5 separate regions of the Mus musculus genome follow, and all the other regions are linked to region 5. Evidence: chromatin loops called from intact Hi-C (ENCODE). Cell type or tissue: left cerebral cortex. All regions are shown on one strand. Each heading gives the region's core, and the rest is flanking DNA. Links, peaks and the distances in the headings are about the cores only.

Region 1 (6,245 bases), core at 544-5,543, 320 kb after region 5:
TGGGTTAGGCATCAGGAAGATAGTGCCAGGCCTTCTTTAGAAGTAGCCCAGACTGTTAGTGTGGCCCATCTGAGTGGAACATGGAGCCCTTGTGGCAGTGGGCCACCAAAATCATCAGTCAGGCGCTTAGAACCCGAGAGAGTGGGCAAAGAAACCCCTGTGTTGTGTGGGCTCTGCTGCCCTATGCAGTCACCTGGCTTCTATTAACTTGTGCAGCATTGGCTGAGCAATTGGGATTTGAAAGGAGGTATATGTGTGTGGTCTCTGAAAGCCAACCAATAACCTGCTTTTATAGAGATAAAAGTTACTCTTTATTTTCTTGTTTGAAAATAGTCTTTGTATAGGCACATAGTTTAGTATTTGTAACTTTTACAAACCATTTGTGACCAACCCTCAAGATAGACTATAAACCAAAGAGTGTACTGGTTTGTTATTGGGCTGTCTGCCCTGTGGTTTGTTTTCATCTTCTTTCCCCTGCCCCCCAGCCCTTTCCCCTGTGTGTAATGATGTTTATAAATCTAATGCAAGCCACAAAGTCACTTAATACACAGTTTGGTTGAAGTGTTTTAGAGGAAATGTGTCCCAGAGAATCATGCCGGTGAATCTGTCCCAAGGAGTAGGTGTAAGTCCATTAGCATCAGCAGCTCTGAGGACATACTGAACACCTAAGTGGGTTGACTTAGAGCATTGCTTCTGTGTTGCGTCACAGTTTCCAGTTGGTGACTACAGTGGCCCTGGACTGTGACCCACCCACACCTGTCCACAGAGATGCCCAGGAAAGCAGCAGGCCCGCGTCCCCTGCTCTGCTGATCGGTTCCTTTCACTTAGCCTTGTGACCAGCAGACAGTTGCAGAGTCTGTTCGTGCGTTGTGTTCCCAAAGGGAAGCACGGTGGCTTTATTTTCAGTGTGCATTGATGTGGCTGAGTAACACTTGCCTTACTCACTCTGACACCCAGCGGGGAGGAACGCAGCATCCATTAAATCTGTCTTTAGTCTTTCTCCAAAAACCAAACCAAGCCGGGTGTGGTGGCACACGCCTTTAATCCCAGCACTTGGGAGGCAGAGGCAGGCGGATTTCTGAGTTCGAGGCCAGCCTGGTCTACAAAGTGAGTTCCAGGACAGCCAGGGCTATACAGAGAAACCCTGTCTCAAAAAAAAAACCAAAAAAAAAGAAAAAAACCAAAAAAAAAAAAAAAAAAAAAAAAAAACCCAAACCAACCCCAAATGAACTTTCTCCAGGCTTGGACAGCGTCCTAAGCTCTACAGTTAGCTTCACAGAACCAAGTATGGTGATGCATGCCTATAATCAGCTAGCACTCTGGAGGTAGAGGTAGGATTAAGAAGCGTCATCTTCAGTAGTGTACGGAATTTGAGACCAGCCTGGGTATGTGAGGACCCTCCCACCCCCAAACAAGCAAGCAAAGAAGCACACCCCAAGCCCTTCTCCAACCTTTTTTTGCAAGATTCTCTTTGAAGTGTGTTCTGTTGCACAGTCTGAGAAAGCAGACACTCAAGTGTATGGCCCCAGAGCCAGCTGTCCCTTGATGTACTCAGGAGATGCTTTCTCTGCCATCCTCTAGGGAGCTTGTGGTAATTGTAACCTAGTGGGGCTGTGGGCGTTAGAGAGGTCCTGTATGCTGAGAATGTCACCACTGTCACCTCTTGTTAAGTGCTTACTCTACCAGCCGCAAACAGGACAGAGGACAGACTAAGTGTGGGCAAGCCGTAGTTAGTGGTTTGGTATTAGCCACTTATGTCCAGAGTTTAGCCATTAGTGCTGATCTTAGACTTATCTGGCCAAGAACAGACCTGTTCATTCTAAAGTAGAGTTCTGAAGTAGTCGGAACCCACTGGCAAAGCCTGCCACCAAATGAGCTAATATGTTAGCAGGCAGGGAAAGGCCCATTTGTATGTGTGAAGAATAAACAGTTTGGATGTTCATACTTCCAATAAAGACACAGTAAAGAGAGGTTTTACTTAAAAATCAAAACAAAACAAACAAACAAACAACCCAGAATATTCCAGCATGTGATGAACAAGATGACAGACTTGATTTAAATAATCATTGCTTTAAAAGTGTCATTTTGTTTTTTATGTACACGGATATATGAATTGTGCAAGCTTGACCTTAAAAAACAAGTGGCAATAATAGTAGGAGGTTTTGGTTGTTTTCCCTTTGAAGTAGGGTCTCGCTCTGAAGCTCAGGTACCTTGAACATCTGTAGCCACATGTCTGGCCAGCCCCAAGCAGCTACAGCCCTATTTCTAGATGTACTTGTTTGATAAGAGGGAACATTTGCTCAGAAGTGTTTGAGTGCCACTGTTTACCAGGCCCTGGGGATGAAGCCAAGCGAAAATCTGAACCTGATTTGTGGATTTTAAGCTCTAGTAGGGGAGTTTGATAAAGAAGTCAGCCACGGGCATAAAGTATGTCGTATGCTAGAGGGTGGTGTGGAGAGCCAAGCACAGGGGTGTGACTGCCATTCTGAACTTTCCAGACCTTCTACTTTCAGGAGAGTCCCCTGCAAGGTAGACACACAATTCTCAGTGTGCTTCAGGATGAGAGGACGACAGCCATAGAGCTACTCTGTCTAACTTCGAGAGAACAGAAGAGGGGTGGGCTGGGTGTCAGGAGACAGTTCAGTGAGCTGTGCTGAGCTGCAAGTGATGGGCGGGCTCCAAGTGGAGGAATTGGGAGACCTTAGCCACCATACCGAGCCCGACCGATCGACCAACCGACCGACTGGCCAGGCTGCTAGTGAAGCAGGCCAGCAGGCAGGATGATGCTGGTGAGTGCATGTGGCCCGCAAAGCTGTGTGTCTAGGATGCTGAGAAGCAGGCATGGTCTTCCATCGTGAAGGTGAAGCTGGCTGCTTAGATGGAGAGTGAGATGGTACAGAAAATTGCCACACTCACTGGCACTGGTCAATCGGGTTGTTCTGTTCTGTTTTCCTTTTTATAGAAATAATGTGGAAAACCTGGTTACTAAGGGATAACTTTATTTATATATTTTCCGTATTAGACCATTCATATTTTTTACATGTAAAGCTCTTTGTGTATCCTGTTTATATAGGTCAGATTTCTACAAGTGAAGAAGGAGGCACATAATACAGTGTGCTGCCGCCACCTAATGTTTGCTGCTTGCCTGCATTCCTTTCATGTGTGTGATCACAGCTGGCCTCCAGCCTCCATAATGGTTTGAATACAGAATGGTAGCAAATTAATTGGGGTTTATTTAATTGCCCTCATATTAGGCTCCTGTATGGATACTTAGCATGTTAATTGAATTGTATAGAAATAAGGTTGTGAGTTGAAGATTAATTTTATTGACATCTTGATCTCTATTAAATTCAATTCAATGGATATGTATTTGTTTTGATCAGCCCTATTGTCTGTCTGTTCTCATGGTTATTATGTTCGGATGGGTAGAGGACACATTTAAAACAACACAGTAAACAAACAGGAAAACAATTAGCAGACAAGGGAAGCAAACAGGACAGCAGGCATTGCTCTTCTGTAAACGGAGCTGTGGTAGAGTAGCAGAGCAGTGTGTGAGGTGACGGGATTGCACTGTGACAACTGTGCCACGGCAGCTACTGCTCCTGCTGGACAGCAAGGAATCACAGGCACGTCTGACTGCCCCAGTGTGGGAAGACAGTTGCTCTGAGGGTTTGTTCTGGACTGCTTCTTGTGATCATCCGTTTTCTGCATTCCTTTTACCAGCAGGTGAGAACTGAGTAGGTTGGTTTGCCGTTCACCTCAAGACATGCCCTTATCCAGGAAGCTCCTCTAATTAATATTGCCAAGAGTGGCATTTCAGAGGGACAAAGCAGTTTGGGTTCTACCTGCTGTAGTGTCACATTCCTGCCAGTGACAGTGTCACTCTAGCTGGAGTACTAAAAGTCACCTGTATCAGAAATAGCAATGCCAGCCCCATGCCAAAAGAAGGGCTTAGATATTTCTCAGATGCTCGCTTCCTTGAGTAATGTTCTGGGCATTGGGCATGCAGCTTTGAAACAAAGCGGGGAAACTCTGGTTTGCAGTGAGCTCTCATCTAAGCTGGACGGTGAGCCAGCCTGTGGTCAGTGCTCCAGGACAAATCAAGGAAGGAAATGAGAGAGCAGCATGTTTGGAAACAGGCAGCTTTGCTTGTGGTATGCAAGATTTCCTGTTGAGGCATACTTCATTTCCAATCGAATTGTAAAGTATTGTTTTGCCAGGCGTGGTGTACGTACTCCCAGCATTCTGGAGGCAGAGGCAGAGGAGCTCAGTGAGTTTGAGGTCAAGCTAGTTTGGTTTACATTGTGAGCTCCAGGACTACATAGAGAGACCCAGTCTCAAAAGCAAAAGACAAAACCATCAATAAAACACTCAAAAATGTATGTACATTAACCATAGCTATCCTCTCTGCCAGCGAGAGCTGCCAGGGTTAAGATGTCTGTTCAGCAGATGGCAGAGCATGCCCACCCGGCTTTCTACTCTTTCCCGGTACCGCATGAAATAAACAAATGACCGCCATGTTTCCTGTTCTGAAGGAGAGTGATATCAGTTGAGAAATATTTTTCAAAATAATACTTCATGATAACTTTACACACATTATTGAGTCTGGTTTTAATATTTCCTTTTCCCTTTAAATCCGAAAGAAGCATCCTAGATCAGAGATTTGGTTCATGTCAAAACCTCTCCGTCCTGGTTCAGAGTTGGTTTAGTAAACAGGGTAGAACAGGTACTGCTCCCCAGTGCTCCACCGTCGTCGCGCGGGTCACAGTCTGGCAGATGATTTCTGAGGATTTACAGCTTAGCAAGTCATACTTCACATTAAGTGAGCTTCCCCAGAGCTAACTTGGTGTCCACACACAGTGTTTGTAGGAAGTCAGTGGCTCTGCTCACCACCCACTGCACTGAGCCATAAATCCCCAGAAGTGGATGCAAGCAGTTTCCAGCTCTGTCTGCTTCTCCTGGACCAGAGCTTGGGGTGGGAACCCAGGGACCACCCAGAAGATTCTTGGGTCCTCCTGTTCCTAGCAGACTTCACCACCCACTGTCTGCTGTGCGCTGACTGCATCAGCTCCCAAGAAGCAGTGTTTCCGCGTCTAGGCTGTAAGGAAGCTAGAGAGTTGCAGTGTTTGAGAACGTTTGCTTGGTGCATCAGTCAGACTGCTCTGTCTTTGAACACATACAGAATTTAAATAATAGTCTGTTTGCATTCCTGCTACCTTCAGAGTTTGGTATCCAGCATTCTTCAAGTTTTTACTATTTAAAGGTCAGTTTTTATGTGCACAAGAAAGCCTCTGTGAGTTGTCCACAGCTGAAGTCCCCTGACCCCAGTGAAGGCAGAGTAGCCCTACTGAGTGCGGGCTTGTCACTTCATCTCCAGTGCACTTAGTAGTATGATTAGGGGTTACCAATAGATCCTCAAGTCCTTCCCCTTGGGATTTTACTGCAATTTGGGTTCCTGAGAATCTTTTCTTGGCTTTCGTAGACTCAGTTTCTGATTGGAACATTCAAAGGCTTATAATTCCGTTAACATCAGGTCCTCAAACGGATCAGTTCATGATTCTAGAGCATCTGATAACCTATGGCCCTGATGGCCATACAATTTACTGCCTTAATTTCCTTATCATAAAGTGAAGATTCTTTGTGTCTCCCTCCTAAGGAAATGGGTTTTGTTGCTGCATAGAAGTGACCAATCCTCAGCGATGCTGCTGCCGTTGTATCCCTGGCTTTGCTGCCTTTCACGTGACACAGGCTGCGCAGGGTGTGGAAGAGTGTTAACAACATCTGGAGTTGAGATTCTCCTATTCAGACTATTATTTAAATTCCGTATGTGTTCAAAGGGGTTTGGGCTTAATGGCTTAAGCTCTCCTTGATGAGTCTGGAAGGAGAGCACTGTTCTCTAACACAGTTGCTTGAAGGCAGCTCTCCGTTATGTTTACTGACATTCCCCTTGGTTGTCTTCTGACTTCAAGCGATTGTCATACCTTGCCTACCTGGGCTGAACTTTGCTCAGGAAGTAAAATGTTCATGAAAATGTACTGTGCTCTGTGATGACGTAAGAACCCCAGTTACATTCACTATTACTTAAAAACATCTTCCTGTGCTCAGACTTTAGAGACTTAACCGCCACTAATTTGGAGTTAATGCCTTATGTTTATAGCTGTTATGTAATTATAAAACACTGTTCTACAGGGCGAACACAGTCAGGACTCCTTGAATATAGAGACAGTATGGTAAATGCACTATAC
Region 2 (6,245 bases), core at 369-5,368, 91 kb after region 5:
GGGCACAGTTGCATATGCAGGTTATCCACACACTTGAGAGGTGGAGGCAGGAGGATCAAGACTTCAAGGCCATCCTCAGCTATAGAGTGACTTTGAGGCCAGCCTCGGCTTTAAGAAACCCCATCACTGATAAAAGAAAAAAGGTGAGTAGTTGGGGAGGGCAGGATAGCACATGCCCTTAATCCCAGCACTTTTGGGAGGCAGAACCTCTGAGTTCAAGGCTAGCCTGGTCTACATAACATGATTCAGGCCAGTCAAGATTACATAGTGAGATCCTACCTCAAAATAAGCAAACAGAAAAAAGAAAAGGGGCCTGGAGAGGTGGCTCAGGGGTTAAGAGCCCTGGATGCCCTTGCAGAAGACCCGTGTTTTCTCCCAGCTCACAGCCATTTGTACCTCTAGGGTGTCTGATACTTTTCTTCTGAGAACAGGCATACATGAAGCACATTTATATGCCTTCAGGCAAAACACTTGTGCACACAAAATAAAAACAAATAAATCTTCTTTTCTTTCTTTTTAAATAAAGATGAGGAACAAGAAAGAGAAAGAGGAGGAGGAGGAAGAGGAGGAGGAGGAGAGGGGGAGAAGGAGGGGGAAGAGAAGGAGGAGGGGAGGAGGAAGAGGGGGCAGAGAAAGAGAAGGAGGAGGAGGAGGAAGGAGGAGGAGAAAGAAGGGGAGGAGTAGGAAGAGGAGGAGGAGGAGGAGGAGGAGAAGGAGAAGGAGAAGAAGAAGAGGAGGAGGAGGAGGAGGAGGAGGAGGAGGATGAGGAGGAGGAAGAAGAAGAAGAAGAAGAAGAAGAAGAAGAAGAAGAAGAAGAAGAAGAAGAAGAAGAAGAAGAAGACTGGGAATGAAATGCCAAGTGCCAGTTAGTCAGCTTTCTGTTGCTATGTAAACAAACAAACAAAAACACCAAATTAGTTGTCTTGTGAATAGAAAAGGTTGGAGTTAAGGGTTCTAATCTACACACACTATGAGAGTAGGCAGTGGGGAAGAAACTGCTTGCCTATGACAGGGAGCAGAAGAGGGGAGCAAAGGCCTGGAGTACCATGATCCTGACTTGAAGACCTCCCATGGGGTTCCACTATCTCCTAATAACACCAACCTTTAAGACATGGTCCTTTCAGGGCCTTAAAAGAACAAAACAACAACAACAACAAAAACCAAAACAGGTCCTGGGGCTGGAGAGATGGCTCAGGAGATCACTGGCTGTTCTTTCAGAGGACCCAAGTCCAATTTCCAGCAGCCATGTGACAGCTCACAACTGTCTGTAACTTCAGTTCCAAGGAATCAGAGAATCTCACTCAAATACACACACATGCAGGCAAAACACCAATGCACATACATTCTTCATCTTCATCATCATCATCATCATCATCATCATCATCATCATCATCATAATAATAACAGTCCCAGAGCTGAGCTTAACCAACGTGGCTCACAGGAAGCTAGCACCAAGCTAAGGGTAAAGGGTCATTATTGTGACCTGAAGTGCTGGCTTTCCCTCCCTCTCCCCCTCTCCCTCCTCCTCCCCTCCCCCTTCCCCTCCCCCTCCCCTCCCTCTTTCTTTCTCTCTTTCTCTCTTTCTCTCTTCCTCTCTCTCTCTCTCTCTCTCTCTCTTTCTTTCTTTCTCCCTCTCTCTCTTTCTCCCTTTCTCTCTTTCTTTCTTTCTTTCTTTCTTTCTTTCTTTCTTTCTTTCTTTCTTTCTTTCTTTCTTTCTTTCAGCTTTCTGCCAGGCAGTGGTGGTGCATGCCTTTAATCCTAGCACTTGGGAGGCAGAGGCAGGTGGAATTCTGAGTTCAAGGCCAGCCTGGTCTATAAAGTGAGTTCCAGGATAGCCAGGGCTATACAGAGAAACCCTGTCTCTAAAAACCAAAAACCAAAAACCAAAACAAAACAAAACAAAAAAACAAACAAACAAAAAAAAAAAAACCAAACAAACCAACACCAAAACCTTTCTATTGATCCTCCGTATATTTCACATCATGCACCCTCATCCCACTCATGCCCCCCTCTCCTCATACCTGCCCTCTACCCTTGCAACCTCTCCTCTAGCAGAGGGGCAAGAAAAATCTAACACTGGTTTTCTTGTTCAAGCATTTCAACTTCACAGTCACCTGTGTTCCCATAGGAGTATGCATATCCCCAGCTGGGCTCTAGGAAAGCCCCACCAGGCCCTGGCTTCACCAGACCCTGCAAGAGCCAAGGAGCGTAGAGGAGCTCTCGCCCCACCTGAGGCAGGCTTGCTCCTCTGGGTCAGCTCCGCAACTGGAGAGGGGACAAAGCCCTTTCTGTATTTTTGTAGGAGACAGAGCTTGCCAAAGAGCTCACCCTCCACAACCCCCACCCTGCCACGAGGCGGGGGGGGGGGGTGACGTCCAGGGGGCCGGTCTAACAAGTGGCAGAAGAATTTATGGGTCCTTCTGCCCTCCCTGCACCCCGTGTTCTTTTCTCTGTTCCAGGCTGGACTCTACCCGTCTCCTTCTCTGCCTTCCCTTCTCCTTGCACCTTCCCTCATGTTAATTATATTAGTTGCCATGGAAACTGTGATGTCATTGGCACGGGAGGGCTCAATGACATCCAAAAGCACAGTTTACAGCGTGGCTTGAAATGTATTCCATGGCTTGCAGCCTTGGCGTGTGTTGGGGGGTGGGAGGGGAGGAGTTACGTGGCGATTATATCTCAGGCACCATCTGGGCATGCCGGTGGGAAGTGTCAGGAAAGGTGGTTGGCTGGAAGGTGGTTACTTGTGGATTTTCCAGAATCCCAGACCCTGCGGGGGTCTCTTTACCCTTGGAGAATAAGCAGGATACCTCGAATGTTATAAAGAGTTCTGACTTGGCTCTGACCAACCCTCTTCGTGGTACCACACCCCACTGCTGCCCCAATTTGGAACATTAAATCGTTCCTGCTCCAAGTGGCACCCCCAACGTGGTTCATGCCAAGCGGCTGTGCATGCCTGCCGTGTGCACACGTGAGCACATGCCTACGGACCTCAGAGCTGAGCTGGTAGGGTGAAGATGTCATGCGCCGCCCGTGGTGGGGCACACGAGGATTAGCACACGTGCGCACGTGTACACACGTGCTCACCCATCTGGACTTCATTAGGGAAGATCCCATGGCCAATCTTCCTCCAGTCCTCCCCAGCATGGTTCACTTTTTCTGTGGGTCAAGGGCAGAATGGAGCTGAGTGGTACTAGGATGCCCAGATATCTTCCTCCGGGCCTGGAAGCTCCCAGGACTGTTCTGTATCCCTGGACCAGAAGCAGAGTGGATGTCCTCAGAGGGAGGTGAGAGCCACAGGCTCGATTGCTCCCCCAGGTTCTTGTGGCTATGTTCTCATTATCTGCCATGCCACTCAGGGCAAGCTGAGAGCTCTGGAAACATGCTCTGCAAAAGACAAGTGCCAACCCCCCCCCGGGGGGGGGGTGTCCCTTGTGAAGTCTGAAGTCTTTTGACTGAGATCAGCACGGTCAGAGGCTTGGAAGGTGGGAGGCAGTTGGGGACAGCAGGTCCTCTGCTCTGTCTTTCAGGGCTTTAGGTCCCCCATGCTCCCAGATCACCAAACTCCCTTTGCTCCAAATGTGATCGTTAAACCATCAGGAGGCCCCGGGCATGCTCACCAGCCAATTTTGGCCGGCCGGCCGTAGGAAAGGATGATGGCCTGACCCTATTGGACTAAACTGAACATGAGCAATGAGAAATGGGGCCCACCAGGCACAATACAGAACTGACTGGGGAGTCCCCAAGGGCTTCTTTCGGCCCATCTACTTCAGCTTCTGGCTCTTCTCATAGGAACTCCCAGCTTCCCTCAAGCCCTACTGTCAAGAGAGGCCATGTTCTCCTCACTACAAAGCCAATTCACCAGAGATGGGATTTCTGAACTACAAAGAGATCAGAAGTCAACCTGTATGTATTCAGTCTCATCCTCCACCGCGTGGCCCTAGGGATTGAACTCAGGTCTCCTTACTCTCCGAACCACCTTGCCAGCCTCTTGGAAGGTTTCTTCTCCTGATATGAGGAGGTGGCCTAGTGGGAAGGAGGATGAGGTGGATTCAGGCAGAGAGGACAGGGGAGAGAGCGAGGGATGTAGGAGCCGAAGACCACAGCTTCCTCGGAATGATGAAGGGCAGCCCCTTGGCTTCGCCACATAGCAGCTCCAGAGATGGTTCTAGGGATCAACCTGGCATACACTATCACGCACCCTGTGCCCAGAAAACCCTGGGACCACACTGCTGTGACACCACCAGCCACAACAACACACATAGTACTGGGAAGCTATGGGGATTGGGGAAATCAAAGTGCCTTGGATGAGGAAGAGCAAAGGTGTTTCCCCCTCCCCACTCCAGGAGGCTGCCCTCCCCCAGGGGACCCTTCAGGCATATCTGGAGATACATTGGGTTGTCACAACAGGGCTACTTTCCTACTAAAAATCTAATGGGCAGGGGTCAGCAACACTGCCAAGCATGGAGCACACAGGGGATGGCTGTTCAGAACAGACTGAGTTGGAGACTGAGATAGCCCAGTTTACCTGAAATGGAAATGTTGGTGTAGAGCCTGACAGTTGGAGGGAGGATTCAGGGGTGGGATCCTTCCCTGCCTTTCTGTGGCAAGGCTTGGTGGCCAGGAAGATCATATCGGTAGAGGGTTTGCAGGCCTTGGGAGATGGTGGCTAGTCGTGACCACCTCCCTGGTGCCTGGGTCACAGGCTCCATGTGTTTCCTGACTGCATGATGTGCATCTGCTACTTAGGAGCCTACCCAGGAAACTCAGACCCCTGGCCATGCAACTCGGAGTCACACAGCCTCTCCTGCACAGACATGCCCTGAGTCTGAAATGTTCCTATGTTTCAGTAACATGAGCCCAGGATGGGAGAGAGAGAGAGAGAGAGAGAGAGAGAGAGAGAGAGAGACCTTAAAGTTAGAAGGATACTGAGGCAGGGCCTTGGAGGGGTTGGGGTTGGGGACACAAAGACAGTAGAGACAGTAGGAGATAAAATGAAAGCTGGAAGGAAATGGAGAGAGATGGAGGGGGAGGAGGAGGAGACAGAATGGGGGGAAAGAACAGAATGTACTGTCCAGTCGTAGGGGGAGGCGAAAGGGAGGGGCAGGGAGTGGGATGGGGGAATTCTCCATGCCAGCATCCCCAGGATGGGGAAGCCCAGCCCTGAAGCTGAAGCCAGCAGATCAAGCATTCTCTCTGGTCCAGGCCTGGCCCTTTTCTCCACATGACTGTTGGTATGCCCAGTTCCCTGGACAACTGCCAACAGGAAATTCCTGGGACAAAGCTTTCCACTCGGAGGTTTTTGTTGTTGTTGTTTTTCTTTTTTACTTTTATTTATTTAAATATTGTTTTTTTTATTTTTTTCCACAAATGAGGAATGAACAAGAGGGAGGCAAAGAAAACAAGAGAAACCAGCTGGTTTATATATTTACACACATTTATACATTCTCACCCTGGTGGGGCTAGGGAAGTTCCGAATCCATTGTGTCTGTTGAGTCCTGTTCTTCCCCTGGAAGGATCTGTGACCTCACACTCCCATGATGTCACAACAGGTTGCCATGGACCTTGCTTTATTATTGTAAACAAAGGGCCTGCTCTTTGGGGCACTGGCCCTGCTTTCCTCGGGAGGAGCTGGGAGCAAGCCCCGGGTGTTGTGTTTTCCTGGGAAGGCTGCTGGTTCAGAAGTCTGAGAAGCTGTGAAAATACTCGTACACACAGTTCCCTCTGTGCACCGTGGCCTCTGGATGAGCCTCGGGCTGGGAACCAGAGCAATGAGGTCAGCACTTCTCCACTGGACCTCCAGCTTAGCCATGAGTCCTCACTGCCAGAAACCAGCTCCCTGCCACCCATCTTTCCCAAGGTTTCCACTCATTCACCCAAAGTGCACTAAGCACCTACTATGTGCTAGGTGCTGCCATGAATGGAAAATGTAGGAGTCAGTACCACCTCCTCCAAATCTCAGCAGGTCACCCACCAGCAAGACTGTGTTTGGTTTCACGGGATCACAGAACGGGGCAGGCCAGCTGAGAATGAGGAGCGCTCGCTCAGCATGAGTGTGGATACCTAACCTACCACATTAAACTAGGTGCGGTGATGCACATCTGTAATCCCAGCACTTTAGACAGGGGTGGAGTAGGATGGTAGGTTTAAGGTCATCCCTGGGCTACATCATGAGTTCGAGATCAGCCTGGACTATTTGATTTGATACCCTGTCTCAAGAAGAAGAAGAGAAGCTGGGCGTGGTG
Region 3 (6,245 bases), core at 478-5,477, 180 kb after region 5:
GTAATCCTCTGGATATTGTAAGATGTTTTAGTCATTAGAGACATTTAAGAAAAAAAAAAAATCTCAAGTGAAAGTCGCTTTTATTCCCCCCCCCCAAAGGGATACTTGCTCTAGAAAATGCTGCATTTAAAAGAAAAAAAAAAAAAAAGACGCCTTATGAACAACCGGCCCACTAAGTGTTGCTGGGTTTGTGGGGGAGTGGAGCAGAGTGAGCCAGAGGATGGGGCTATGCAAGGATTGGGGGTCGGGGAGGGGGGATGGCAGAATTTGACTTACTCATCAGCCAAACGTAATTCTTAGTTTTTCCTACTCACTCGCTCAATCAACAAACATTCTGTGGCTCCGCCTTATATACAGGGATACACTGGGCAGACAACCGGTCAGCAGCAATGTGTTTTTAAAAACAAAACAGCCTCTAATGCAACCCAGGCTAGCCCTGAACTCATTATGTAGCCAAGCCTGTCCTTGAACTCCTGATCCTCTTGCCTCCACCTCCCAAGTGCTAGGCTTGCATCACGCCCATTTTTATTCAGTGCTGGGAGTAGAACCCAGAGTCCCCTGCATGCTAAATAAGTGCTCTGCTCACTGAGTGACAGCCCCAACCCTGGCTATAGATACCTCCATGGCCTCCTAAATCCTTAACCCTGTAACTCCTCTGGGAGTAGGCATTCTAATGCTCTAGGGCAGGAACTCTCAACAGGGTGTGAGGCTGCACCCCAGGGGATTTGGACAAGGCCTGGAGACATTTTGTGGGTGTTGCAACTGAGGGACCTGGGCTGCTCTAATCACAGAAACTTGGATAACATCACTTTCACAGAACAATCTGCCACCAAGTGAACTGGGCAACCCCAAGGTCTAAAGGTTCAGTAAATAGCCTTGTCCCCCACCCCAAGGCCTCCCCACTGAGGCTTCTTTAGAGGCAGCAGTGTCCCCAGGAAAGCTGAAAAGACAGTGACTCAATTTTTCTCTTTTCCCTGCTGGGCTTTCTCCTTCTGTACAACTCCAATGGAGAGAGTGCAGCCATTGCTATGGGACTTACCCATTGGTATCTGCAGCATCTATGAGGTGGTTAGAAATAGAGCCCCAGGCTCCATCCCAGACCTGCTGAATCTGAACCTGAAATTTTGAACATGAGCCCCACAGGACCCATGCATGCATTATGCAGTGTGAGAAAGTGCCTGTCTCACCTGATAGGAAACAGAAGTTTTAAGTGACAACTTTGATAAATGCTGACATGGAATCCAGTCCCCCTGGGGTGGGGTGGGGTGGGGGTGGGGGTCAGGGAAGGCTTCCATGAAACATCAGCCTGGAAACTGAGCTCTTAGTGAGTCACAGGAAGTAGCACAGAAGAAGGTTTCTCCAGAGGGAACAGAATAAACAAAGGCTCAGAGGCAGGCTAGAGGTGGTAACCCAGGAGGTAAACTGCTCACAGGGCAAGCATAAGGACCAGAGTTCAATACTCAGCAACCACATAAAAAGCCAGGAGTGGTGGGTACCCTTGTAACCATGGTACTCGGGAGGTGGAATCAGGGAGATTCCTGGGGCTCACCAGCTGCACAGTCTGGCTTTTTAGGCAAGTTCAAAGCCAGTGAGAGATCTGATCTCCAAACAAGATAGATGGCACCTGAGGAATGGCAGGGGAAGTACACACACACACACACACACACACACACACACACCACACAATATACACACATAAATATACACACAGACACACACAGATACATACATACAGAGAGACATACACATGCATATACATGCACATACACATACACAGATATATATATACAGTATACACATGCATACACTGTATACAGAGACACTTACACAAAGACACACAGATATACACACAATATACACACAGAAATACATACAGAAAGACACATACACAGAGATATATACACAGTACACACATGCACACACTGAACACATAGAGACACACATACACAGATATACACACAATATACATATACACAGATATACACACAGAGACACACATGCAGAGGGAGAAATACATAAAGATACACATGCGCATACATAAACAGACACATACACAGACACACATAGAAATACACAGTACACACATAGAGACACACATATATACAGAGACACACACAATAGACACACACAAATAAATACACCTAGAAAGAGACACACACCGAGAGACATATACCAACCAAAATATACACACATGGATACACACACACACATTCAATCTTTAGCAGGAGGGACCCCTTCTCTGCTGGAGAACTCATAGAAGATTTCCCCTGACCCCTGTGAGGGAGAAATAACTGGAGGTGAGAAGCCCCCACCCCCAGGATGGGGCTCTGGTGCCAGCTGGATTGTTCTGCTGGAATGTTCCTGCTAGAGTTGACCCTTTAGCCCTCTTCTGAGGTAAGCTGGTAGGGGAGACCACAGGGAAGCAGGTCTAGAAGGCAAGATGGCTTTCTTAGCAATTTAACTCTGTGAGATCCAAGCAGGTCAGCAAACTGGTCTGACTGACAGTGGTCACCACTCCAGGAATGGTAATTATCCCAGGTGACCCTAGGGAGCCATGCCAGTAGGGACAGTCCATAACCCCACCCCCACTACCTTTAAGTTCAGGCTACACAGAGTCACTTGTGTCAATATATTGTTGTACAAATTTGGTAGTTTATGACATGTCCTGGCACCGTTGAGACCCAATTATGAGAAGCCAGAGTGGAACTGGGAACCCAAAGTTGGAAAAGCTGTTAGCTTCTGGCAACGGATCTCCTCCAACTTCGCTGTTCCTGGCCTCAAAACACTTAACAACAAAAATCCATTTTTAATGAGAATTCTTTCTCTTTTTTTTTCCTTTTATTTTAAACCAGCGACTTCACACTTTGGGCCAGCAGACTCCAGCCTCCCTTACAAGCAAGAATTGACTCTAAACTGATTATGGGGGGCGCGCGGGGGGGGGGGGCGTGTCCGGTGGGCTGCCCGGTCAGAGTGGCTGAGGCAGTGATTGACTGGGCATTAAGTCATTTGGTTCCCACTGTCCTTCAGTACAAGCCTGGCCAGCCGGGCCAAGTAAAAACTCATGAGAGTCATTTTTATCACACAGGCAACGACTGCCTGGCTGTCTGAGTTTCCGTCTCCCCAACAGATTACGAATCTTACAAACCATCTATTATCCACTCGGCAACTGGCAAACGTGAACTTGGCCAACACCGAGGCAGAACGCTGACAGAACGCTGAGATCCAAGTCAGAAGAAGTGGGAGAAAGAGAGAAAATTTCAGAGACGAGCCAGACAATTTCTCAACCTGTAAAAACATGTTGTATTTACCAGGTCTGGTACGGAAGCCAAACTTGGGGCTCGGTGTTTGTCTTGGGCCCTGGGCCTGGGTTCTGTCTGATGCTCCCAGAACACTACGCCCCTCCTCCCTCTCCTCACATCTGATGATTGGCGTATTGTTTAGAGACGAAGAGGGACGATCTCGCGCTCCGGAGGAAGCTGGCAAGAAAGTTCGATTCTATAAAAAGAAGCGCGCGGTCAGGGTTCGGTTTCCTATTCTGACTCAAGGCAAAGAGACTCAGAAATTCCAACCCAGAGGGTCAGGATGGGCTCCAGAGCCTGTTCCCTCGCCTCCTGCCTCCTCCCTGTTCTCGCAACTGGCCAGCTGGGATTACACAACTCACACTAATTTTATTCCGCACGCGGCTGTTTCTCATTAGGAACCGGGATTTTTTTTTTTTTTTTAAACCTCTCGGTGCCGTGTCACTCGCGCCGGATCCAGGTGAGTAATTCCACTTCAGAACAGGAGCATTCTATTCGCACCGCAGGCGGGACTCTGAGAGACGTGCGTTTGACGCGTCGTCCAGGCAGAGACCTCCATGTTTTTGCTCGCGGTGCCAAGAGCCAATTTTCTCCTCTGAATTCCTAACTCACCAGTCTCATGGGTTCTATTCCTATTCCACTGGGGAGGAGGGAGGCGAGAACACTTGAGTCAACCCGGAGAATGTTTTTTGGATACCCAGTACCTGACAACGGCTTCCGAAGGGGTCTGTCTTCTCTCCCCTCGCTCCCCCTGCCCCCTTTTAAAAGCTGAATTCGCCAGATGTTCTGAGAGTATCTAAAACCTGGCTTTCCTGTCTTCCACATGCATTATGGTGTTGGATCCAAATCACAGCACGTCCTCAGTGGTTCTGGAGAACTAAATGAATACAGAGACGAACCTTTCTCTTAAGTGTCTGAAACCATCAGACCTAGGTGTTCGCATCCCGGTCCTTGGGATGCCTCTGGACCAAACTCACATTTGTAAACAGTAATGTGGCTTCCTAACATTAGCCTCACGCACCCTCCTTGTATATTCTTGGCTGTGTACCAGAGGAGGCAGAGCAGCTGCATCTCCCTAAACTCTCTGGGTAGAGTGAAGTGCAAGGGATGGCTCACTTGTGACTTTACTGAACCTGAAATTCGGCTGGGGGCAGGGCTCAATGTATATAGAGCACTGTAGTGTATAGTGTTATGTGCAGAGTCCTGGCTTTGATCCCTAACACCACTAAAAGAAAAACAAACAAACAAACAAACAAAAAACAAAACAAAACAAAAAAACAAAGGAAGGGCTTCAGCCACATCTGGAGAGAGCTGGGTAGGCAGTTGCCCTCTTGTCTTTGGGACTCCAGGCACCCCTGTGCCTAAGGAAGGTAGAACTCCCCCCATCCCGCCAAAGCTCCCTCTGGCTGGTACCCTGCTTTGCATAGAACAAGCCTGAGCACACCATGCCACCTTGCTAGGCCCTCGCCAGAATCCAAGAATGGCGCATTAACCAGATGGAATGCAACATGCATGTAAAGAAATAAGAGCCGTGCCAGGAAAGTTGGCAGGCTTTCTGGAATGCTTTAAACAGTGTGTGTGTGGGTAGAAAGAGTGAGCCCCGAGTCGGCCAGGCGGTCTCCTTTTCTGAGAGCTGTTTCCTTTACAGCCATAGCCTGTTTAACCAGTCAAAATAAATACGGTGTTAAAGGCCCCCCTTCTACTGGCTCCTGGTACCGAGCGGTTTGTCAAGGCGTTTGAAATATGACCTGGGCTCATTGGGGGGGGGGGGGGGCGTGGACTTTTAACTGAGTGGAAGAGACATGCCCCTTCTATGGGGAGGGGGAGGTTAGTGAAAGGGTCATTGAGGCAATGTTCTGAGCAAAGACACCCAGGAAGAAGGAACCACCACAAGGTCCTCACTGCTGGCTTGGAAATCAGTACTTCTAGGTGGCTTCATGCAAGCTCAGGCTGACTTTTAAGGCTTTCTGTCGCCAACAGCTTCGGGAGGAACAATGAGACAGATTTGCACAGCAGTTGGTTGTTTCTGAAGGCACCTAAGGGGAGAAAGAGAGAGAGGAGAGAGAGAGAGAGATATGATCCAGGCCTTTGCTTTATTATTATTAATGTGCGCCGTCATCATACGTGTTTGCGTGTGTGTGCACTAGTGTGTGTGTGTATGTGGATAACACAGGGTAATACTCTGTAGATATATATGTAAGGCTATGTAGTAACAGGGTTACATAGGATCTCACTATGTAAATCTGGCTGGCCTGGGTCCATCTGCCTCTCTCTGCCTCCTGAGTGCTGGAATCTGGGATCAAAGGCACGCACTAGCATTCAGTTCTGCCATAGTTTTGGAAACTGCCTCTCTCCTCACTGAACCAGGAGCTCTCTGATGGATGACCAGGAAGTCTCAGAGATCATTCTGTCTGGCCTTCTCAGTGCTGGGATTACAGCAATGCCCAGCTTTCTTTCCGTGGATGCTGGGGATTGAACTTGGGTCCTTTTGCTTGTGGGGCAAGTGCTATATCTGCGGAGCCACCTAATCACCCTCTGGGCCTTTGCTTTATCGAGAAAAAGTCAGTTCTAAAAAGCCACAGCCACAGTTCAACCCACGCTGGGCATTTAGCTTCTCAGATCCCCATAAACAGCCCTAACCACTCGCAGCAACTTGCCACGATGGGCAGCCAGGAAGGGGGGACTGGACAGAATCTTAAGCAACTCTGCATTCCAGGGATGGCAGATGGTCTCAGAAGCATTCCGCTAACTCCCATGTGGGATGGGAGTGGAGGTGGGGGAGGTGGGGAGGGACCTGGGAGGTCATGGGCTGTCTTTGCTCTTACACATAGAGGAGCCAAGGCTCAGAGAGAGAGAACCACTTATCCAGGCTCTCCCAGCTTTGGGAGCAGAAGGCCTTAATGATGTCTAACCCAAAAAGCCCCAAGGGCAATGTTAAGGAACCAA
Region 4 (6,245 bases), core at 623-5,622, 410 kb after region 5:
TAAGACGTTGGAGCTTCCGAGAAGGCAGGCAGCTGCTCAGAGACAGAACCCATTCTCGTTTGATGTCATTCTGCTTTGTGTTTACACTCAGTTTCGAGGGCCGGAGGTTCTGTCGGAGGTCACTTTCCCAGTGGGTCACAAGCAACACACTTAACTTCAGAGAAGTTACAGAAAACTCTTCTTCTTTCAGCATTCTAATTGACTTACAGATAATGAGTGTTTGTCAGGACTTGTCATGCAGTTTAAGGTTTCTTATTGAGGCCGCTAATGCACACGGGGGCGCGGGGGCCGGGGGGGGGGGTGGTCAGTAGTGTAGTCTTTACCTGAAGGAAACAGACCCGCAGTGAGAGGAAAGTCAGGGTGGCCCTGCAGACCCTGAGGGAGACACAGGCCGTTGCACATCACCCTGTGGTTCCTGTTCATTCTCTTCAGCTGTTATTGAGAACAAATTGAGGGGAAAACCGCTGTGTCACAGGACGAGTCAGAACGTTTTATGACTCCGTAAATATAGTCTGACTGGCTCAGATGTAGAAGTGGGACGTGCAGAGATTGGATCGTGACAGTGTAAGTGGATCCACAGCTTCTTACTCAAGCATGCCATGGGAGGAAACGGATAGTGATAGCCAGCCAGTCACTGTAGGGGTTTTTAATTAACATGAAAGAAACATGGACTTACAGGGCTGGTCAGATGAGGACTTACACGTGTACTAATAAGACAGTCCTTTCTGTTTCTTCATGAGTGCATACAGCAGGAGACATCACAGTATATGAAGACATAGCCACGGCTGGCCACTCACTGTAGCCATCCTGCAGGGTGGTCCTTAGACTGTGCACTAGTCTTTCATTTTTATTTAAAAGGCGATTGCTTTAGAGTGGACTCAGCATCTGATGCTTAAAAGTACAGGCTGCAGTAATGAGTTAAAATAAGCACTGAGGTAAAGAGCCAGCACCATCCAAGGCAAGACCTAAGTGAATTTGTAATGGGAGGGGAGAGGAGGGCCAGAGCCAGACACAGACACATACACACACAGAGACACACACCGACACAGACAGGCACAGGCACAGACTCAGACAGACACACAGATGCAGACGTAGACACAGACACAGTGCTGAGCCAGTGCTCCCTCCTCAACTGTAGCAGTGCAAGCAGCACACCCTGTTTCGTCTCTGCTCTGCCTTCCTGACTGTGGTGAGCTATGAATATAACATCTGCCAGGGCACCGCCCAACGGAATCCAAGACACTGCAAACTGGGGCAACACTTGTACATCTACTTAGGACACCCCATGGAAGGAGTTTTGTTAATGAATGCATCACATGTCATTTCTAATGTAGCCAAGGACAAGAAGTCATAGAGCACTTCCGGGGCGCTCTAGAGTTGTGTGTGTTGTGTGTACAGCTTGTGTCAGTTTGTTCCAGTTCTGTTGTGTTCTGAATTCCCAGTAGCCACTTGTAGCTAGTGCATACAGGTAAAAGGAAAAGATTCCATATTACTAATTTGTGTATGTAACAATGAAGGATCAATACAGTGAGCAGACCATTTGCCTATGAATTTCTTTAAAATTATATCTTTTCTTTTTCTAAGAATGAATCTTAAGGGAAAACAAAACAAAACAAAATGTTAGTTGGACCATTCGGAGTGTTTAATTCTGTGCTTGGGCTTCTGCTCTATCCTCTGAGGCAGGAGGATCCTGAGAAAGAAGCCAGTGGTTTGAGGTGGGCGGAGAGCGGGAAAAGGCCGAGAGGAAGGAGTAGCAGGGCTCAGCCCTTGAGTCCTGCATGGAGTTGCCCATGTCCTTTTCTAGGAGCAGCAAAGTGCTGGCCAGGCTCCATGGCTGCCTGGCATCTGAATCCAGACTCGCTGTTTTCTCCCCGTGCACAGTTGCCCGGGCCTGCTCTTAGAGCGTGTGTCTGAGCACTGTTCTCATGGCATTGCACTCCTAGTTGAGAGGTGGGCACCATGTGCTGCCAGGTGCTCACCTGAGCCCTGCCTTCTCTGTAAGTGTGCAGGGTGAGGCTATTTACTACAGTGTGGGTGGCGTTGACAGTAGGCCTCCCTTAGCAGTATTTGATGGTAAGAATGTGGAGAGCACTTTAAAGTGAGCCTGTGGCAACGGAAATTCTATCTTGTCTTTGTGGAAGTGAGCAGGGTGCCGGAGGCTTTGAAAACACGAGGCTGTAACTTTTTATAGCATTAGTGAGACAAGTGGCCTCAGCAGAAATAAACTTACCATGATTCTTACAGGAAATTTAAAACAAAGCTATTTATTTATGTGTCTTAACTTTTAATATGATTTTATTTTTATTATTTTTAATTGTGTGAGTGTATGAGAGAGAGAGAGAGAGAGAATGGATGTGGGTGTGTGGGTGTGTCTGTGTACTTGCTCACAGTACAGGTACCCTTGGAAGCCTTGGATCCCTTGAAGTTGGAGTACAGACAGTTGTGAGCTGCCATACATGTGGGTGCTGGAAACTGAACCTGGGTCCTCCACAAGAGCAGCCAGTGCTCTTAACTGCTGAGGCATCTCTCCAGCTTTTGTAATTTTTTTGTTGTTTGGAAAGGTCTCACTGTGTAGCCCTGACTGCCCTGGAACTTGCTGTGTAGATTAGAATGGCCTTGAACTCAGAGATCTGCCAACTTCTGCCTCCTGAGACTGCAGAGTTGCTGGGATTAAAGGCTTTGCCACCATTAAGTTAGTCCATTCTGGAAACACACACGTCGTTTCACTGTTCCCTGTTGAATTTTTCTTTCCAGCCCTTCCTGTCCACTCTGCCCTCATCTCCCCAGATAGAGACTCCTTCTCTAAAGCCTTGATTTGGTTTGCCATAGTTTGAAGCACACTGTTCTGACTCTCAGAATTCTGCTTTAATTCCATGTTAACAGAGTAGAGCTGCTGCTCTTGAGCTTGGGGAAATGTTAGAGGTATAGTGCACATTTCTCCAGTCAGCCTGTACCCTACAGTAATCTTACCCTGTGTTTGAAATAAAATACATTGATTTGATTGGAGACCTTTCTCTTGCTTTAGAGTCAATAATTTGTGTATAGAGTTTCCAATAGTTACCTTGCCTGGCCTTCTTAGTTGCAGGCATTTTCAAGTTGTAAATCCTACTACTAGCCAGCAATCAGAGGCAAAGGCTCTGAAAGGTCGCTCACCCCTGCCTGTGACCCCCGTTCCAGGTGTCCATTTGCTCCCTCCCTGTAGTGAGCTCTTGGAAGCTTTCTTGTCCTGGTGGAAAGCAAGCAAGCCTGTTATATATCTAAGGGAGACTTGCTGCTAGTTGGTGGATGAGGCACTGAGGAAGGATCTTTCCCAGCCACAGCTGAGCTCTGCCTGGAGGATGTGGACCCTGGAGAGTATGCAGCCAGAGGCAGCAGCCAGGTCACAATCTGCATAATCAAGTTCATTGTTTCATATTAATTCCTGCTTAAGGGCTAGGTGCTTAGTTAAATGTTGGGGCTTTAAGAAAGGCATTAGCTATGGAAATGGGGAGGACATCAAAAGTAATAATAACAATCATAAACTCCTAGTTCCAAACACAGGGCACCACCTAGTGGCCATGCTCTGTAACCTCCACTTGCATTGTATTAGGCACAGCCTGCTTTGAGACTCAGCCTCTCACCAGTTCATGAACTGTTTGTTATTGGATATACCGACTCTGTGAGGACAGGGTTCTCTAAGCCCTCCTCCTTCCTTGCTGGGAACAGAAGGCAGGAATGTGCACCAACTTGCTAGACTCTGACTGTAAACTGTTTTCTGGCCACTGTGTACCCTGTCCTGTTGACAGCACCTGTAGAGTCTAGAGAGACAGCATGAAGTCATTCCCCAGACAGCAGGACTATGACTCAGTCACACCAACCCCAGCCTTGCTCTAAATCAATTCTGTTTTCTCTACTCTTTCATAAACATTTGCAGATGAAGATAGACTTTGATAATATATAATGTAGTTGGATTGCTTTCACTTTCTTCTTGACTCTTTCTGGATCAGTTACTGGAAGAAAGTGACATGCTCTGCAGACTCTGCTCACTGCATTAGCATTACACCATGCCATACAGCCCTTGAGAGGGGGAGGCTCGGGAGTGTGGCCGCCTGAGGGTGACCTGTGTCTTGACATTCTGTTAGCCTTGTGTGGACACTGCTGTGCCTGGCTGCTTGTCTCAGCTTTGAGGAATCTTGCTGTTAAGATGCACTTTTAATTTTGTTTTTAGCAGTTGCAGACTTGCAAAGGATGTTCCCCACCCCTCCGTCATTGGAACAGCACCCTGCATTTTCTCCTGTGATGAACTATAAAGATGGAGTAAGTTCAGAGACAGTGACTGCACTGGGCATGATGGAGAGTCCCGTGGTCAGCATGGTCCCCACACACCTCACGGAGTTTAGGATGGAAGTGGAAGATGGCTTAGGAAGCCCCAAGCCAGAGGAGATAAAGGTAATAACCAGTTTGGGCTTCCCCAGGGCTGGGGTGCTTTTCAGTGGGCCACACACACGAGTGCATAAGGACCATTGAAACTGGAGCTTGTCAGTAGAAGTCACTCCATCAACAGCTTTGGCATCAGATTTTTCTTTTTACTTATTAGAGAGAACTATTGAATTACAGTCGGTTCTGTGCCTGGGTTTTATGAAGCACCGAGCCACCGTGGCTGGCTCTAGTTTGCCAGCATTAAGCCAACCCCATTTCATTGTCACAGGACTTTTCCTATGTGCACAAAGTGCCGCAGTTCCAGCCTTTCGTGGGATCCTCCATGTTTGCTCCACTGAAGACGCTGCCGAGCCATTGCCTGCTGCCTCTGAAGACACCTGACGCCTGTCTGTTCCGGCCCTCATGGGCGGTCCCTCCTAAGATGGAACAGCTGCCCATGCCCCCTGCAGCCTCTTCTATTAGAGACGGCTACAAGTATGTGTGGGACTCTACCTACCCCTTACCATATGTGATAGCACCTCACTGTTTTCTCAGACTCGTCCCGGGGCCACAGTGGCTCAGTCTCTGAGACCACTTGCTCGCTTAGTTTCCTTTTGACCATGTTGTCTTGTGCGGGTCTGTGTGTTTATTTTTAAATGTTTCTTCTGTGTGTGTGTGTGTGTGTGTGTGTGTGTGTGTGTGTGTATGTATGTGTGTGTGTTTGTGCGCACTTGCATGTTTGTATACAAATTAAGATTAGAGAGCTGTGTGTGATTCTAAGCTGGTGTTTGCCATAGAATCTACACTTGATTGAAGTTGTTGATGTTTGTGGGTAGTGGGAGGAGCTTTGATTTGTAAGGTAATGGTTTCAGTGTGGGACTTTACAATTAGGTAAAGCAGTAACAGGTTGAGGTGTGGTTGGGGAAAGTAAAGGTAGACATGGCTGGTAACTTGGTTGTCTCGACCTGCCGGAGAAACAGTATTTATACCAGCAGTGCAGACTCCGCTTTCTTTGAAAGAAAGAACCTCTTATTCAGATAATTTGCGAATGCAAATGTGCATCTGAGCCACATGCATGTGTGGATGGATAAGCAAGCAAGTGCAGGTTGCAGGTGTTTTGCTCGGTTTCACTGCAGGGACTGTGGAGATGAGTGGGCTCCAGCACATGCCCCTTCTTAGGGACAGTTGTCAGGCAGGGAGATTGAATATGTATATTGTCTTATTTTAAAATGTTAACCACTAATTCAAAGATAAGCCTTAGGAACAAGTAAAACAAATTTCTGGTTCAGGACTCATTTTTGTCACATGTCTGTGACAGACGCCAGTGATTTACATAGTCAGTGTCAGAATGAGGAACTGGGTAGAAAAAAATGACAGGAGGACCCTGGATTTGGGAGCTAGCACCACCATGCCGTGTGACAGCTCTGCCTTATAAAATGGCTACTTGGGCTTGAAGGGTGCTGCACCTGGGTCTCCCACGCCTTACAGTGGGCTCCCTCTCCCCAGAGCTTTGGGAAAGCTCCAGCAGCCAGTGGCAGCAGACCACGGTGGGGAGGGGAGAGGACTGTGCCGCTGCCCTGCAAGTGGTTGGCCTGGCTGCTGCCAAGCTCCATTTGGGCTCTAGCTGTGCAGCCTCAGCCCCAGACTCTCTGGACAGGCTCTGGTAGTCGTCATGCTCTGAGCTGTCACTATACCCATCACTCACTCCTGCCCTGTGCCCTCTGCAGCAGAGGTTAGGCTGGCATTGCTACAGAGCCTGTGCTTACAGGAAGGTACCTTTTCCCCTACGGTCTGATGTGTCGTGGTCTGATGTCAGCGTTGACCCCTACCATGTGGCTAGTTTGTTG
Region 5 (6,245 bases), core at 892-5,891:
AAGACGGCACAGAGAGATTATTTGTGCACTTGAAGCCAAAGACCGCTTGGAAATTCCAGAGATTTCCAAGAAAAACCGATTCCAGTCCTTGGCAACAGAGCTCGGTCCCGGCTGCCCCCGCCCCGCCCCTCTGCCGCCTTCCCTAAGTGTTCCGTCCAATTTTCTCTTGAGTACATGAGAAGAAGCCGCAATGATGTCCCCGGGGACCTTACTTATAGGAAACCTCGCCGCGGGAGGATTTATGAAGCGTCTGTAAAATATGTGTGTAGGAACTCTGGACGTTTTGATCGCTACCAAGGAGAAAAAATGGACAGTTTCGTACGAGTTGGATTCGTGAGCCATTTTTATGGGTTTTTAAAATTAATTAATCTCTTCCTCCTTTGTTAGAAATTCTTGGCACAGACATAAGCCGCCCCCACCCCCCCGAAAGGAGACATTGCCCAGGGGCTGTATGTCTAAACTGTCAGGATTTCAACCCCCAAATCTCCGGAGGCGAAGCCAGGTTTTCACAGGCCTCCGATCCGGTGGGGAGAAGCTTGTCAGCGCTGGGGAGATGGGGTGGATTATTAGTGGTGGTACCGCCCCTGCCTCTAACAGCCTTTGTGCCACTGGCTAGAGCCAGGGGTCCCTGGGGCTGGGTCCATGCTCAGCCATTTCCAGACTGGGAAAGAGCCAGGTGTGTGTGTGTGTGTCTGTGTGTGTGTGTGTGTGTGTGTGTCTCACCTCTGGGCACCCAAGACAAGGGTAGGGGCAGTTTACTTCGGATTTTTTTAAATTCTTGGGGGTCACTGTTCTACACTCCAATTTTGCCGCCACAGACAAGGGGTTTCCCAGATGTAGGAGGGAAAGGGCTGTGCGCATCCTAACTCATCTCTGTTCTCCTCTACCTCACCTTCGTTAGCTATAATTAAAAACAAACCCTTGAGAATTCTCCTCTACAAAAAAGGTAGACGTCACAAAGTGGGAGCAAACTTGCTCCCATCTTCTCCCCACCCAGCGGACACTTGGCAAGTAGCCAGAGGTGTCGCAGGCTTGTCACAATTTTTAGGGAAAGGCTCACAGTGGTATCTAGTCCATACAAACCCAGGGTGCTGCTCAACAATGCCCAAGACAGTTGCCTTCCAACAAGGATGGTCTAGCCTGAATGGTACTGAATGCCTGACCACTGTAGTTAAAACAACAAAAAGAAACATGGATGAAGGAACATAGCAAATGTACTCAATAAAACGTTAGCATAGCAGTGATTTCTAGATTCAAGCACTGGCGGCTCCTGCTTGGGCCACCTGGAAGGATTCTAAGGCTCTAAAGCAGCTCAGAGAGACAGTGCGGTGATTGATTAGTAATGTCTGCTGTGGCCCCATAGCAGAGAAAGGGGCAGCCCTGGTTCCTTGTATTTTTCTGACCCTGGCTAGGCAAGGGAAACATCTGCCTCTGCTCTGACATTCTGCAATTCTAAGGTGGGGCTTCTGCAAAGTCGGTCTTCAAAGTTCCGCAGTCAGCATTATTTACAGAATATTTAAACAGAGCAGGATCCTGCAGGCTTGTGTGGTTGGGGTGGGGTGGGCGAGCTGAGAGCCAGGAAGACAGAGACTCTTCTGTACAGGGTAAGATGGAGAGATGCTGAGAGCGAATAGTTGTGCCTCTAACCTGCACCCTCCCCAAAAATTCTCTCATCTTGGATGGGGCTAGAATTTTTATCTTTAGAATAACTCCATCCGATTAAAACACTGTATTCAGCTGCACAAATATTACCACAAAGAGGCTAGCATGCGACCCAGCCCTGGTTTGGTAATCTGTTATCCTGTCTATCAGAGAACAAGACCCAAGTGGCACGGAATGAGGTGAAAGACGGATTATTTTTAAGAGCAGATAAAGGGGGAGGGGGAGATAGAAGAGAGGACACTAGCCAGAATACCTGTGTGGCATAATTCTAAAAGGGTGACATTCTCAACGGTTATCCTACTCCAGGACCTTGGGAGTTGAAACCTGAAGATCCCATGATCCAAGAAAGCATGTGATCTAGGACCAACAGATGTACTGGGTCACCCTAAATTGCCCTGTGGCCCTCGTTAAGCTCTACCCCTCGAGCTGCTGTCTGGATTCTTTTTCTGGGTAGGCTCCTCCTTTGATTACCAGTCCTCTGTGGCTCCCCAGGACTCCCAGGACCAAGACAAACTCCTCCCCACAGTTTCTGAGTTGGGCCTAGAGCAGTGTCCTGATACCATTTGGCCCTCTTCTCTCCTGTAATGACCCCTTCCTCAATAACTTGACCTCCTCTTTGCACTCTCTTATGTCCCCCGCATTAGCTCGGGGACCTATGTCATGGATGCGCTCGGAACTTTCACTGGGAGCAAAGAGTTTAACTGCTTCAGCCTTTGCGTTGTCAGATGTCCCTGGTACTGATGCTGGTGTGGGCTATGATTCCTAGTTTGTGTCAAGAGGAATCCAGCTTGTCTCAGGTAGTCCTCAGTTCCTCTGGAGCATGACAGCAAAGCAATCAGGAACATGGAGATACCCTAAATGAAGAAAAATATTTCCTCCCTTCCTCTCTCCTGCCCTTCCATCTTCCTTTCTTTTATTCTTTAAAAAAAAAAATCCCTAAACAGTTTCATATAAATCACTGGATAGATTCCTGTTACGTTTCTAAGAAGCAGGTCGAATGGACAGACGCTGTGCCCATCGGACAGATAGATAAACCGAGGTGCCAGTCAGAGCTCCTCCACAAGGAGTAAAACAAAGTATCTGGGTGAGGCAGAGAAGGCCCAGTTGGTGACTGAATTCTCACTAACCCACTCCTGGATGTGAACTTGCTCCTTCACTGGCCCCTCCTCAAACCATTTGCTAATTGCTCTTTCCCCTTCAGGAAGAATGACAAGCACAGATTGTCTCTAAGCCCCGCGGTTCAACCTCTTGAGATCTAGTGACTATTACTGCCTCTTTACACACCGTGGGAAACTGAGGCTTGGGGGGGGGGGAAGACAATTTGCCCGAGGTTTGGGGAGCGGGAGGGGCGGGGGGGGGGGGGAGCTGATGTCAGGCTGCAGGCCCAGAACTCTTGTGGCTTCTATTCTTTGTATCTTCCTTCTTTGAGACCAGACTGACATCAAGCTATGTAAAGTTGAACTTCTGATCCTCCTGCCTCTACCTCCCAGTGCTAGGAAGATAGGTATGTTTCCGCTATGCCCTGTTTATATGACATTCGGGAATCGAACCCAGGACTTCATGCATGTTGGGTAAGTGCTCTATCAGCTGACGTACATCTCCAGACACTTGGGGCTCCTGTTCATTCTGTGGCGATAAATATATCACTTCCACGAGGTCTAGACTGGGCAAGTGGACATGCAGAAAGAGCGTGTACTGCCCGCCAGGCCCACGCGCGACCTTCCATCCCACCTGCCTTAGGGGCTACTGTGGAATCCGAAAGAAATGGAGGCCGCGGAGTCACGTGGTTAGCTGATGCTGGTGTGGCTGCCTGCGGGGAAACCAAGCCCGGGCTTTGCCTGGTGATACCATCTGGTTTGTCTTTTCTGCACGTGGGAGCCCTGCTGTCCCTGAGGATGAATAATGGGGACAGGGAGTCTCAGGTCACCTAGCCACAGAGCACTTCTCCAGCGACTTGGCTCATGATCTTAACCACAAATCCGGGGGCCAGGATGAGGGGGACTATCGTCCCATCCATCTGAGAGGTGGGGAGAGGGACCCAGGGCCCCGGAATCCCACTGGAGACGCTACTGTCATCACAGGATGGGCAGCAGGTGGCGCCACGGCCCTGGTTTAACAAGGACAGTGGGCTGGAGGAAAAGGGGAGGGGGGGGGAATCCAGTATGAGAAGCTAGTGGAAAACAAGGACTTAAATGAACAATTTGTTCCAAAACATTTGCCTTGTAACGGGGTCATCTATAAACTCTGGGGTTTCCTGTTTGCAGTGGAGCAGGCTGGCCGGCGGGTGGTCTCCGTATTCCCTGCAGCCAGGGAGACTCTTTTGAAGGCTGGCTCAAGAGCTCAGGTCCTCTTCTCCACCCTCTGGGCCAGACTGGCTCTGAAATTTCCCAGCTTTTGTGCCCTTAAGTGAGATCCGGTGGCGGAAGCCGCCGGCGGCAGCAGCAGCAGCAGCGGCGGCGGTGGCGGCAGCGATCCGTCCTGCGATCCACTTTCCAGAACGTTAGGTTCCAAACACTGGGAGGAGGGCGGGCTGAACTCCGAAGTCATTTCCAGAGGAGAGGCGGACTCTGATCTCTGCCTACCCTCTGCCGTCGGCCTTGTGCCAAGGCAATAAAACGAGGGAAAACAATAAAATAAAAGAGGTGAAGGTGGCCGTCTGAGGGAGCTGCTGCGGTCACTGTGGCTGCGGAGGGAGATGCTTGGTCTCAAGCCCAGGCCTGGTTATTTGGGGCACAGAGGTGACATGACTTTCCGCTATTGGAATCACTTCATCATAGGCTCCGGGGCAGCCAGACAGGGTGGGGGCTAGGGGTGGGGGCTGTAAATCAAGTTGTCGTTGAGCCATGTGACCTGCGATGGGCATTTAATGTCTGTGAATGTCAGTTTCCTGTGTAGATAACTGGTGAACGGTAAACCCTGCCACGCCAGGAGTGATGCTCACAGATTACTTATAGCAGGGTCTTGGGTACCTCCGGAGGAGGTAAGCAAGTCTATCTTCTGTTGTTGAGAGCCAACAGGTTGTCCACATAGGCCACCACAGGGCTGGAAGCATTGAAGGGAAGGTAACTTACACAAAAACACCTTTGCTCATCTAATACAGGCATATATGACAGTGTCCTGCAAGATGACAGAGTAGAAAGTCCCTGTTACCTAGAGACAGTGGCTTAGTGTCTGTTGTACACACTGGTGAAGAAGCCCAGAGCTTCTGCTAGACAGCGAAGTGCTTAGTGCCCATTTGACCTTGACAAAGTGCCAATTTATGCATTCATGCATTTAAATTATTATTTTGAAGGGTTTTGTTGTTTTTCGTTTTTGTTTTTTGTTTCCTTTTGAGAAAACTATGTAGCCCTGTCTGGTCTGGCACTCAGAGATCCTCCTGCCTCCGCCTCTAAACTGCAGTGCTGAGATTAAAGGTGTGCGACACCACGGTTAGTTTTTGTTTGTCTGTTTGCTTGCCTGCTTGGTTCCTCTTTGGGAACAGATGTATACCACCCATCCCGGTGCCAACAACAAATCCCGGGCTCCTTCCATGCTAGGCACCTGAGCTGCAGTGCTCTGCCTCTATAAGCAAACATGGACTGTAGGGTTACCATGCCTTATGCCAGCAGTGGCTGGATATACATGCAGGGTAGCTTGGCTGGGCCTAGTGGCAGACACTTGTAATCCTAGCACATGGGAAGCTGAGGAAGAGGATGGTGAGTTCAAGGCCAGCTTGGTCTACATAATAAGATACTAGCTTAAAAAAAAGTCATGGCAGTGTGTGTGTGTGTGTGTGTGTGTGTGTGTGTGTGTGTGTGATATCTCAGAGATTAAGAGCACTCTCTAGTCTTCCAGAGGACCCGAATTCAGATCCCACACCCACATGACACCTTACAACAATATACGGCTTCAATTTTAGGGAACTGTCACCCTCTTCTGCCCTCTGTGGGCACTGCACACATGTGCACACACCATACATGCAGGCAAACACGAAAATAAGTCTAAAGTAAAGGCCAGCTTGGTGACTCAGAGCACCAAGATTTGTGGAAACACACCTTTACCTCATGTGGATATGTGTCTGTTGCCCACCAGCCTTACAAATATAGAGAATCATGTTTTCTCACCAGGAGAGCCAAGCCAGAAGTTTAGTTGGCACCACATAAAGAAGGAAGCAGCTATAAATTGGGCTCCTAGCTGGGATAGAGGTTGTAGGGACTGTAGGGGCCACAACTCAGCTGCATGACCTCAGTTTCCAGGCCTCAGTTTCCTCATTTGCCCAAGAGCAGTATGTGGTGGACACAAGGAACTACTGATTCAAAGGTCTGTGTCTTAGGGAGTGTTTTACTGTTGTGAACAGACACCATGACCAAGGCAAGTCTTATAAGGACAACATTTAATTGGGGCTGGCTTACAGGTTCAGAGGTTCAGTCCATTATCATCAAGGCAGGGGCATGGTAGCATCCACGCAGGCATGGTGCAGGAGGAGCTAAGAGTTCTACATCTTTGTCTGAAGGTTGCTAGGAGAAGACTGGCTTCTAGGCAGGAAGGATGAGGATCTTAAAGCCCATGCCCTCTATGACACACCTACTCCAACAAGGCCAAAC

The links. A loop is a pair of places that touch in the nucleus more often than their neighbours do. Peaks named below come from ENCODE experiments on the same cell type or tissue, not always from the same donor. Only the 100,000 strongest peaks of a DNase experiment are listed, where the experiment ranks them.
Region 1: it touches region 5 in a loop (2.9-fold over the local background); 13 of 42 quality-filtered maps call a loop at or near these places.
Region 2: it touches region 5 in a loop (3-fold over the local background); 11 of 42 quality-filtered maps call a loop at or near these places.
Region 3: a loop joins it to region 5, with 2.2 times the contacts of the local background. A loop is called at or near these places in 3 of 42 quality-filtered maps.
Region 4: it touches region 5 in a loop (7-fold over the local background); 16 of 42 quality-filtered maps call a loop at or near these places.

Annotation. Positions count from the first base shown.
Region 1 is chr5:118,652,069-118,658,313 of GRCm38, forward strand. All of the region lies in intron 2 of Med13l (mediator complex subunit 13-like), which reads left to right. Among named protein-coding and RNA genes, the nearest start is that of Med13l, 94 kb to the left of the region's middle. In left cerebral cortex, for the core only: a CTCF peak has its summit at 3,137; DNase peaks (open chromatin) are centred at 883, 3,121 and 4,940.
Region 2 is chr5:118,419,735-118,425,979 of GRCm38, forward strand. No RefSeq gene overlaps it. Among named protein-coding and RNA genes, the nearest start is that of Gm30657, 9.3 kb to the left of the region's middle. In left cerebral cortex, for the core only: no CTCF peak of the experiment used is centred there; DNase peaks (open chromatin) are centred at 2,620 and 5,192; H3K4me3 peaks cover 429 bases; H3K27ac peaks cover 2,372 bases.
Region 3 is chr5:118,510,665-118,516,909 of GRCm38, forward strand. No RefSeq gene overlaps it. Among named protein-coding and RNA genes, the nearest start is that of Gm46921, 21 kb to the left of the region's middle. In left cerebral cortex, for the core only: no CTCF peak of the experiment used is centred there; DNase peaks (open chromatin) are centred at 2,709, 3,233, 3,436, 3,877 and 3 more places; H3K4me3 peaks cover 1,044 bases; H3K27ac peaks cover 2,185 bases.
Region 4 is chr5:118,734,108-118,740,352 of GRCm38, forward strand. It overlaps Med13l (mediator complex subunit 13-like), which reads left to right. Exons shown (of 31, transcript NM_172424.4): 15 at 4,208-4,428; 16 at 4,688-4,893. Among named protein-coding and RNA genes, the nearest start is that of Gm42015, 110 kb to the right of the region's middle. In left cerebral cortex, for the core only: a CTCF peak has its summit at 3,547 (motif pointing left); DNase peaks (open chromatin) are centred at 1,090, 1,876, 3,568 and 3,796.
Region 5 is chr5:118,327,985-118,334,229 of GRCm38, forward strand. No RefSeq gene overlaps it. Among named protein-coding and RNA genes, the nearest start is that of Gm46942, 29 kb to the right of the region's middle. In left cerebral cortex, for the core only: CTCF peaks have their summits at 3,750 (motif pointing right), 3,954 and 5,612 (motif pointing left); DNase peaks (open chromatin) are centred at 3,522, 3,732 and 4,105; H3K4me3 peaks cover 1,027 bases; H3K27ac peaks cover 1,622 bases.